2 separate regions of the Homo sapiens genome follow, and region 2 is linked to region 1. Evidence: read pairs that join two places in POLR2A ChIA-PET (ENCODE). Cell type or tissue: OCI-LY7. All regions are shown on one strand. Links, peaks and the distances in the headings refer to the core of each region. The heading gives the core; the rest is flanking DNA. Region 1 has its middle 2.8 kb from the start of ALDH2. Region 2 has its middle 10 kb from the start of ATXN2-AS.

Region 1 (5,374 bases), core at 140-5,139:
ATGTCTTACTGTGTTTTGTTTTGTTTTGCTTTTGAGACGGAGTTTTGCTCTTGTTGCCCAGGCTGGAGTGCAATGGCATTATCTCAGCTCACCGCAACCTCCGCCTCTCGGGTTAAAGCGATTCTCCTTCCTCAGCCTCCCAAGTAGCTGAGATTACAGGCATGCACCACTACACCTGGCTAATTTTGTATTTTTAGTAGAGATGGGGTTTCTCCATGTTGGTCAGGCTGGTCTAGAACTCCCAACTTCAGATGATCCGCCCGCCTCGGCCTCAAAGTGTTGGATTATAGGCTGAGCCACTGCCCCCAGCCAGATGTCTTCCTGTTAAAATGGGGCTTTAAATTCCTCACCTAACATCATTGTTTGCAACAACAGCAACAAAGAGCTTCCATAGACAGAGTCAGTGTCCCAGAACGGGGACTAAACAACCAAACATCTAGAATCTCACCAGTCAGTGACCCTGAAGGAGACCTCAGTCACAACCTTTGTTGGAGAGCAAGTGGAACTAGGGTTTTTTAAAGCCTGAAAGCACATCAGTTGTGCCCTAACAATGAAAGGTTTCAGAGTAGTTGAAAGCTAGGAATTTGAATATCTTAGAGGAAGTTAAGTGGCTTGAGGTGCTTCCACCGAAGGTCTCAGCACCATGAGAATGCCTGTGCTTCTGCCGGCCCCATTCCTGCCAGTGAGCCCACAGACAAGGGGCGATGAAGAACCAGGAAACAGATGGAAAGAAACGTGGAAGAGAGGAAAGCCTCAGACTGTCAGGGTGAAATCTAGGTTGAGAGTTAAGTTTTAGTTCATTCTTTGGAGAGACTGAGCCACAAGGAGCCATAATTACAATAGCGTTTCAGCACATCCAGGTGATCTTGGTCTGCAGTATTTGGTTGAGGACTGTGTGAAAGCAGCTGAGGCCAAATGTGGTGGCTCACACCTGTAATCTCAGCATTTTGGGAGGCTGACTTGGGTGGATCACTTGAGGCCAGGAGTTTGAGACCAGCCTGGCTAATATGGTGAAACCCTGTCTCCACTAAAAATACAAACATTAACCAGGCATGGTAGTGCATGCCTGTAATCCCAGCTACTTGGGAAGCTTGAGGCAGGAGAATCGCTTGAACCCAGGAGGCAGAGGTTGCAGTGAACTGAGATGGTACCACTGCACTGCAGCTTGGGCAACAGAGAGAGACTCCGTCTCAAAAAAAAAAAAAAAAAAAAAAAAAGCAGCTAAGGAAGGCTACTATGGTCACAAAAGACTTCCCAGAAGATGGGACTTGGGCTGGATCTTGATAGGGAAGATTTCCATAAGGAGAGAGGGCAGGACATGGGTGGAACAGGTGCACCAACAGTAGGGCACCAGGGATGAGAGAGCTGCTGGTTAGGATTATGGTGAGCACCACAGACCACAGACAAACCAGAATAAACGAACCTGTGGACCAGCGTGTCCTGCACTGAGACACACACCACGCACACCAACAGGGACGAAGCACGTTGCCCACATTGTATCGATGTATGCGAATGTGGATAAGTCAGCTCATTTTCTCCTTCCCCTCCCCACAACCAAGTTTACTGCTGCTCCTGGCTCCCCCATCCTGGGGAATAGCACATGGTAAGAACCTCAGCACCCACTCCACTCCTCTCGCCCTCATCTCCACACAGCTACCTGTCAATTCCACCTTCACACTCTTTCTGCCAACTGAGCCCTCCTCATCTCTCTGCCTCTGGCCTGCCTCCCCACTACAACTGAGTTTCCATGCAGTTCTCAGAGGAATCCCTCGAAGGCACATGTGCAACCTCATCACTTCCAGGCTGAAAGATCTTGGTTAAGAGAAATATTAGTACAAGCTATTAAGACTTAGGAGGCTGCCGGGCATGGTGGCACATGCCTGTAGTCTCAGCATTTTGGGAGGCCAAGGTGGGCTGACTGCTTGAGCCCAGGAGTTCAAGACCAGCATGGGCAACATAAAGAGACCCTATCTCTACAAAAAAAAAAAAAAAAAATTAGCTGGTGCCTTAGTCCGTTTTCATGCTGCTGATAAAGACATACCTGAGACTGGGCAATTTACAAAAGAGGTTTAGGCCAGGTGCGGTGGCTCATGCCTGTAATCCCAGCACTTTGGGAGGCCAAGGCAGGTGGATCACCTGAGGTCAGGAGTTCGAGACTAGCCTGGCCAACATGTTGAAACCCCATCTCTACTAAAAAATACAAAAATTAGCCAGTCGTGGTGGCACGTCTGTAATCCTAGCTACTTGGAAGGCTGAGGAAGGAGAATCGCTTGAATCTGGGAGGCGGAGTTTGCAGTGAGCCAAGATAGCACCACTGCACTGCAGCCTGAGTGACAGAGCTAGACTGTGTCTCAAAAAAAAAAAAAAAGAAAAGAAGTTTAATGGACTTATAGTTCCACATAGCTGGGGAGGCCTCACAATCACGGCAGAAGGCAAGGAGGAGCAAGTCACGTCTTACATAAATGGCCGCAGGCAGAAAAAGAGCTTGTGCAGGGAAACTCCCGTTTTTAAAACCATCAGATCTCGTGAGACTCATTCACTATCAAAAGAACAGTGCAGTAAAGACCTGCCCCCATAATTCAGTCACCTCCCACCAGGTTCTTCCCATAACATGTGGGAATTGTGGGAGTTACAATTCTAGATGAGATTTGGGTAGGGACGCAGTGAAACCATATCAGTCAGGCATGGTGGCATGCACCTGTAATCACAACTACTCAGGAGGCTGAGGTGGGAGGATCAATTGAGCCTGGGAGGTCGAGGCTGCAGCGAGTTGTGATTGTGCTACTGCACTCCAGCCTGGGTGACAGCGAGACCCTGGTCTTGGGGAAAAAAAACAAGAAGACTTAGAAAGCTACAGTGATGAAAACAGTGTCATACTGGCACACGCATACAGAGATCAATGACACAGAATATACAGTAGTTCAGAAATAGCTACTTACAGTTACTTAGTAGTAAAAAGATGACTGGCAGGATGTATTTGTGCCATATATGATAGACAAAATGTTAATTGCCTGGATACATATAAAGCACCTACAAATCAATTTCAGAAAGACCAACAATCCAATAGAAAAGTGAGCCAGAGACATGAGCAGCTAGTTCATAGCAGAGGAAACATGCATGACTTCATCTAGGCAGAGATGCTCAAGCTCACTCGTAAAAGAGAAGCAAATTAATGTGGTAGTGAAATGCCACTTTTTCGTCTCTCAGATTAGCAAAGCTAAAAAAAAAATCCTGAAACTTCTACTGGTGAGGGTGTAAGGAAACTCAGACATGACAGGTAGTGGGGCATAAATTAAACTTCTTTGGAGGGTAATATATCTGTATTTAAATTGTAAATATTCTTTGTTCCATTTCTACTAATTTCTTTCTTTTCTTTTCTTTCTTTTTTTTTTCTTTTTTTTTTTCTTTTTTTTTTTTTTTTGAGACGTAGTCTCACTCTATCACCCAGGCTGGAGTTCAGTGGCACGATCTCAGCTCTTGGCTCACTGCAACCTCTGTCTCCCAGATTCAAGCAATCTCCTGCCTCACCTTCTGGAGTAGCTGGGATTACAGGCACTGCGACCATTCCTGGCTAATTGTGTGTGTGTGTGTGTGTGTGTGTGTGTGTGTGTGTGTGTGTGTGTGTGTGTGTTTAGTAGAGATGGGGTTTCACCATGTTGGCCAGGCTGGTCTCGAACTCCTCACCTCAAGTGATCTACCCGCCTCAGCTTCCCCCCCAGAGTGCTGAGATTACAGGCACGAGTCATGGTGCCAGCCTCATTTCTATTAATTTCTTAAGCAAATCAAGAGCATACATTGTGGCATTGTTTGTAGTGGCAAAAGATTGGAAACAACCTAAATGTCCATCATAGGAAATTCATGAAATAAAACTACCTCATGTATCCAGAGGAATACCATGAAACTGTTGAAGAGAATGGGGACATAGTCCTTGTGTGCTGTGACAAAACGATCTCCACACACAGTATTAAGGGAAAAAAAGTACCTGGCACGGTGGCTCATGCCTGTAATCCCAGAACTTTGGGAGGCCGAGGTGGGCGGATCACCTAAGGTCAGGAGTTCGAGACCAGCTTGACCAATATGATGAAACCCCATCTCTACTAAAAATACAAAAATTAACCAAGTGTGGTGGCATGCGCCTGTAATCCCAGCCACTTGGGAGGCTGAGACAGGAGAATCGCTAGAACCTGGGAGGTGGAAGTTGCAGTGAGCCCACATGGTGCCAGCCTGGGCAACAAGAGTGAAACCCCATCTAAAAAAAAAAAGCAAGGCGCCATTGGGAAGGGGAAGTGGGGCCTGCATGGCTGAATTCAGAGAAGGAAGGGAGTCTTGGTTATCAGATTATCTCTGCAGCTGATCTCCAAACCTATTTCCCTTCTTCCTGGCACAGGGGCCACTCATTTCCCAGACTCTTTTGCATGGAGGCATGGTTGTGTGATTGAAATCCAGCCAGGCGAGCAGGCTCAGCCCACAGAAACCTCCCATGGGCCACCCCCATGCCTTTTCTTCCTCTGGTTTGTGTGGAATGGTGCTGAGCCCCCAGGGCGACTTTGGTGGAATCTGGTGTTGAAATCAGAGTCCCACCGCCGGGCGCGGTGGCTCACGCCTGTAATCCCAGCACTTTGGGAGGCCGAGGCAGGCGGATCATGAGGTGAGGAGATCGAGACCATCCTGGCTAACACGGTGAAACCCCGTCTCTACTGAAAATACAAAAAATTAGCCGGGCGTGGTGGCAGGCGCCTGTGGTCCCAGCTACTCCGGAGGCGGAGGCAGGAGACTGGTGTGAACCCGGGAGGCAGAGCTTGCAGTGAGCCGAGATCGTGCCACTGCACTCCAGCCTAGGCGACACAGTGAGACTCCGTCTCAAAAAAAAAAAAAAAAAAAAGAATAAGCAAATCATGCAAATCATCCTGTTCTAAACTCTGAACCGCTGCTTCCAAGACCGTCCCTGCCCTTGCCCTGGCCGCCTCTCTCCTTGTTAACTGGGCTCCATTCATTCTTTCCATTTCTCTAACACGTGCCAGGTGGTCTCATCTCCTGGCCTTTGCCCTTGCTGTTCCCTGTCATCATTCAGGTCTCACTTGTCATTTCCTGACCATGGTACTTATAAAAGCAGTGCCGTCTGCCCCATCCATGTCACCTCGTTCATCTCCTTCACCTCCGAAATGATCTCGCTTTTGGGTTTACGGCCGGTCTCTTCACCTGGAGCATCAGCCGGGAAGGTCAGGGTCGCCCTGGCTCGGGCCTGTTCACATTGGGGTCAAAGGCACACATTGGGGGCTCAACCAAGGCGAGCTGCGTTCGCGGGGCCGGGTCTTTCCGCACAGGCGGAGGGCGGTGGCGGGCGCGGAGGCGTCGCGCGAGCCAGGGGGCAGCC
Region 2 (5,374 bases), core at 165-5,164, 150 kb before region 1:
TTTGGTGGGCAGCCTGTTGTTTCAGGGCCACAGATTTATGGAAAGCCAAAGATCTGAATTATGCATGATTTGGAGAATGCAGGAAGGGATTTAAAATGGATGTGTGCAGACCAGTGACAGCTGAACTGGCCATTAGCATGGGATCTTGTTAGTTTGCTACGGGATATGGTGAGTCCTACAATGGAACCCCAGAAGAGTCAGACTATAATGAATACTGACATTGCTGACCTTCGATCTCAGAATAGGGACTTGGATACTTGTTCCCCAGTAGAATCACATATGGGCTTAACCATACACACCGTTTTGCTTAAGCCCTCATATTATCAAAATATTTATTTTCCACAAGGTAAGGCAGGGCTAGAGAACAATAATGAAAATAATAATTGTAGACCTTTACATGGCATTTACTATGTGCCAACCATGTTCTAAGTGCTACCTGCACAATAACTTGCTCATTGAATCCTTGTAACAACCTGCTGCTTCTCAATGCCAAGGACAGTTTTGCCCCAGCTCCATCGCCCCCTCAGGAGACATTTGGCAATGTCTAGACACATTTCTGTTTGTTACGATTGGAGGGGAATGCCCCTGGCATCTTGTGAGTACAGACCAGGTATGCTGTTTGTGATATTGTTAAATATAGGTATTTGGTGTTTGTTCTGGTTTTCTGGCACGCAACTCCTAAAATTCTCAAAATCTCCAAAGTGATGGACAGCCTCAGTATGAGGGCTGGACATAGGAAAGACAATAATGACAGGGTTGGGACTCTTCAGCCCCATCCCCCAGCCTCTGGGGAGGGAAAGGAGGCTGAAGGTTAACTTGATCACCAGTGGCCAATGATTTAATCAATCATGCCAATAGAATGAAGCTTCCATAAAAATCAAGAAGAGCTGGGTTATGAGAGCTTTTATTTATTATTATTATTTTTTTTTTTGAGATGGAATCTTGCTCTGTCACACAGACTGGGTTGCAGTGGCGTGATCTCAGCCCTGTGCAACCCCTGCCTCCCTGGGTTCAAGCGATTTTCATGCCTCAGCCTGCTGAGTACTGGGATTACAGGCATGCGCCACCACGCCCGGCTAATTTTTGTATTTTTAGTAGAGACGGGATTTCACCATGTTGGCGAGGCTGATCTCGAACCCCTGGCCTCAGGTGATCAAACCGCCTCGGCCTCCCAAAATGCTGGGGTTACGGGCATGAGCCACTGCACCTGGCCTATTTTTTTTTTTCTTTGAGTCGGAGTCTCGCTGTGTTGCCCAGGCTGGAGTGCAGTGGCGCGATGTCAGCTCACTGCAAGTTCCGCCTCCCAGGTTCACGCTATTCTCCTGCCTCAGCTTCCCAACTAGCTGGGACTACAGGCGCCCGCCACCATGCCTGGCTAATTTTTTTTTTTTTTTTTTGTATTTTTAGTAGAGACGGGTTTTCACCGTGTTAGCCAGGATGGTCTTGATCTCCTGACCTTGTGATCCGCCCGCTGAGCTAGAGCAATCCTTCTGTCTAAGCTGTCCAAAGTGCTGGGAATACAGGCATGAGCCACCATACCCATCCCTGAGAGCTTCTAGATAGCTGAAGAGGTGGAGGTTCGTGGAGTGTGACTTGCCCCTTCCCACATACCTTGCCCTGCACCTCTCTTCCATCTGGCTGTATCTTTTGTAATAACAGAAGTGTTTCCCTCAGTTCTGTGACCCACCCTAGCAAAGTAATCAAACCTGAGGAGGGGATCGTGGGAACCCCGATCTCTTGCTGGGGCCCTGATTTACAGCCTGTTTTTGTGACTGGCATCTGAAGTCGGGGGTGTGATCCGATGCTATCTCCAGGTAGATAGTGCCAGAATTGAATTGAATTAGAGGTGCCCAGATGCACACTCCAGAATTGCTTGCTTGATATGTGGTAGGGAAAAGCCCCCACACATCTAGTGTCAAACGCATTTTTTTTTTTTTTTGAGGCAGAGTCTCCCTCTGTCACCCAAGCTGGAGTGCAGTGGCGCAATCTCGGCTCACTGCAACCTCCACCTCCTGGGTTCAAGCAGTTCTCCTGCCTCAGCCTCCTGAGTAGCTGGGATTACAGGCACGCACCACCATGCCCAGCTAATTTTTGTATTTTTTTCGAAGAGACAGAGTTTCACCATGTTGGCCAGGCTGGTCTTGAACTCCTGGCCTCAGGTGATCCGTCTGCCTTGGCCTCCCAAAGTGCTGGGATTACAGGCCTGAGCCACTGCGCCTGGCTGGTGTCAGAAGCCTTTTTTTTTTTTTTTTTTTTTTTTTTTGAGGTGGAGTCTTGCTCTGTTGCGCAGTCTAGGGTACAATGATGTGATCTCGGCTCACTGCAAACTCCGCCTCCTGGGTTCAAGCAATTCTCCAGCCTCAGCTTCCCGAGTAGCTGGGATTACAGGCACCCGCCATCATGCCCAACTAATTATTGTATTTTTAGTAGAGACGGGGTTTCACCATGTTGGCCAGGCTGGTCTTGAACTCCTGACCTCAGGTGATCTACCCACCTCAGCCTCCCAAAGTGCTGGGATTACAGGCGTGAGCCACCGCCCCAGCCCAGAAGCGTTCTATGTTGTATTGTGAGAGTATAGGAGAATCCAAATTTGTTTTTTTCTATGTCCTTATACTGTTGAACACCCTATAATGCACAGGACAATCTCCCAGCACAAAGAATTAATCCAGCCCAAAATGACGATGGTGCTGAGGTTAAGAAACCCTGTAGTAACCCTGAGAAGTAGATAGGATTATTATTCCCCTTTTACAGATGGGGAGACTAGGGCATACAGAGAGTGAGTCACTTTGTCTAAGGGCACATTTATTAAATGGTAAAGGTGCAATTCGAACCCAGAAAGTCTGTTTCCAACATCCGGGTTCTAAACTGCTTTCCTATATGGAATAGTAAAGGCCTGGCCGGGTGTGGTGGCTCACGCCTGTAATCCTAGCACTTTGGGAGTCCGAGGCGGGAGGATTGCCTGAACTGAGGAGTTCGAGACCAGCCTGGGCAACATGGTGAAACCCTATCTCTACTAAAATACAAAAAAAAAAATTAAATAGCTGGGCATGGCGTTGTGCGCCTATAGTCCCAGCTACTTGGGAGGCTAAGGCAGGAGAACTGCTTGAACCCAGGAGGTGGAGGTTGCAGTGAGCCAAGATCGTGCCACTGTGCTCCAGCCTGGCGACAGAGCAAGACTCCATCTCAAAAAAAAAAAAAAAAAAAAAAAAAGTAAAGGCCTAAGGTGGCTCTCTTGAAAAAAATCAGCTTCTCTCCTTTGTCTCATCAAATACAGGGCTCTAGTGAACTGGCACCACTGATGACTGCCTGTTTCTTTATTCAAGGAATAGTGATTATTATAGAAGTCACCACCTGCAAGGGACAAATTGGCAATGCCTTAAAAACTGACAGTGCACGCATGTTGGTTCCTATAGGAAAAAAATTAATTAAAAACAAAAACAAAAACAAAAAAACCAGGCACAGTGGCTCATGCCTGCAATCCAAGCACTTTGGGAAGCCGAGGCGTGTGGATCACCTGAGGTCAGGAGTTTGAGGCCAGCCCGGCCGACATGGTGAAACCCCGTCTCTACTAAAAATACAAAAAAAAAAATTAGCTGGGCGTGGTGGCGGGTGCTTGTAATCCCAGCTACTTGGGAGGCTGAGGCACGAGAATTGCTTGAACCCAGGAAGCCAAGGTTGCAGTGAGCTGAGATCGTGCCACTACACTGCAGCCTGGGTGACAAAGTGAGGCTCTCTCAAAAATATAATAAAAATTAAAAAATAGGCCAGGCGCAGAGGCCCACGCCTGTAATCCTAGCACTTTGGGAGGCCGAGGCGGGTGGATCACCTGAGGTCAGGAGTTTGAGACCAGCCTGACCAACATGTAGAAACGCTATCTCTACTGAAAATACAAAATTAGCCAGGCTGGTGCACATCCCTGTAATTCCAGCTACTCGGGAGGCTGAGCAAAGAGAATCGCTTGAACCCAGGAGGTAGAGGTGGAGGTGAGCCAAGATCATGCGATTGTACTCCAGCCTGGGCAACAAGAGTGAAACTCCATCTAAAAAAATACATAAAAATAAAGTAAATGAAAAAGAATTAGCTGGGCGTGGCGGGGCATGCCTGTGGTCCCAGCTACTCAGGAGGCTGAGGTGGGAGGATCACTTGGGCCTGGGAGGTCAAGGCTGCATGCAGTGAACCATGATTGTGCCACTGCACTCCAGCCTGAACAACAAAGCGAGATCATGTCTCAAAACAAAAAAAGAGGCTGGGCATCATGGCTCACGCCTGTAATCCCAGCACTTTGGGAGGCCGAGGCGGGCAGATCATTTGAGGTCGGGAGTTTGAGACTAGCCTGGCCAACATGGTGGTGAAACCGTGTCTCTATTAAAAATACAAAAATTAGAGCCGGGCATGGTGGCTCACACCTGTAATCCCAGCACTTTGGGAGGCCAAGGTGGGCGGATCACAAGGTCAGGAGTTCGACACCAGCCTGGCCAATATGGTGAAACCCCATCTCTACTAAAAATATAAAAAATTAGCCGAGTGTGGTGGTGTGCACCTGTAGTCCAAGCTAATTGGAAGGCTGAGGAAGGAGAATCACTTGAACCCAGGAGGCAGAGTTTACAGTGAGCCAAGATCATGCCACTGCACTCCAGCCTGGATGACAGAGTGAGACTCTATCCCAAAAAAACAAAAAACAGGCTGGGCGCAGTGGCTCACACCTGTAATCCCAGCACTTTGGGAGGCCGAGGCGGGCAGATCACGAGGTCAGGAGATCGAGACCATCCTGGTAACACGGTGAAACCCCCGTCTCTACTAAAAATAGAAAAAATTAGCCGGGCGTGTTGGCAGGCACCTGTAGTCCCAGCTACTCGTAGTCCTAGCTACTCAGGAGGCTGAGGCAAGAGAATGGCGTGAACCCAGGAGGCAGAGCTTGCAGTGAGCCGAGATTGCGCCACTGCACTCTAGACTGGGCGACACAGCCAGACTCTGTCTCAAAAAACAAACAAACAAACAAACAAAAATTAGCAGGGCTTGATGGTAGGTGCCTATAATCCTAGCTACTCAGGAGGCTGAGGCAAGACAATTGCTTCAACCCAGGGGGTGGAGCTTAGTGAGCTGAGATCGGGCCACTGCACTCCAGCCTGGGCGACAGGGAGAGACTTCGTCTCAAAAAATAAAAAGAGCTGGGGGCATGTTGGCCCATGCCTATAATCCCAGCACTTTGGGAGAGTGAGGCAGGCAGATCACGAGGCTGGGTGATCGAGACCACCCTGGCTAACACAGTGAAACCCGGTCTCTACTAAAAATTCAAAAAAAATTAGCCAGGTATGGTGGCCTGCACCTGCAGTCCCAGCTACTCGGGAGGCTGAGACAGGAGCGACAGGAGAAT

The links. ChIA-PET counts read pairs that join two places held together with the same protein. Peaks named below come from ENCODE experiments on the same cell type or tissue, not always from the same donor. Only the 100,000 strongest peaks of a DNase experiment are listed, where the experiment ranks them.
Region 2: POLR2A ChIA-PET joins it to region 1 with 6 read pairs; 4 of 35 experiments call an interaction of 5 or more read pairs at or near these places.

Annotation. Positions count from the first base shown.
Region 1 is chr12:111,761,407-111,766,780 of GRCh38, forward strand. No RefSeq gene overlaps it. Among named protein-coding and RNA genes, the nearest start is that of ALDH2, 2.8 kb to the right of the region's middle. RefSeq lists enhancers at 258-793, 4,986-5,374 and a silencer at 5,215-5,374. In OCI-LY7, for the core only: no CTCF peak of the experiment used is centred there; DNase peaks (open chromatin) are centred at 565, 3,145 and 5,105; H3K4me3 peaks cover 2,666 bases; H3K27ac peaks cover 4,809 bases.
Region 2 is chr12:111,606,909-111,612,282 of GRCh38, forward strand. No RefSeq gene overlaps it. Among named protein-coding and RNA genes, the nearest start is that of ATXN2-AS, 10 kb to the left of the region's middle. RefSeq lists an enhancer at 4,755-5,254. In OCI-LY7, for the core only: a CTCF peak has its summit at 507; no DNase peak of the experiment used is centred there.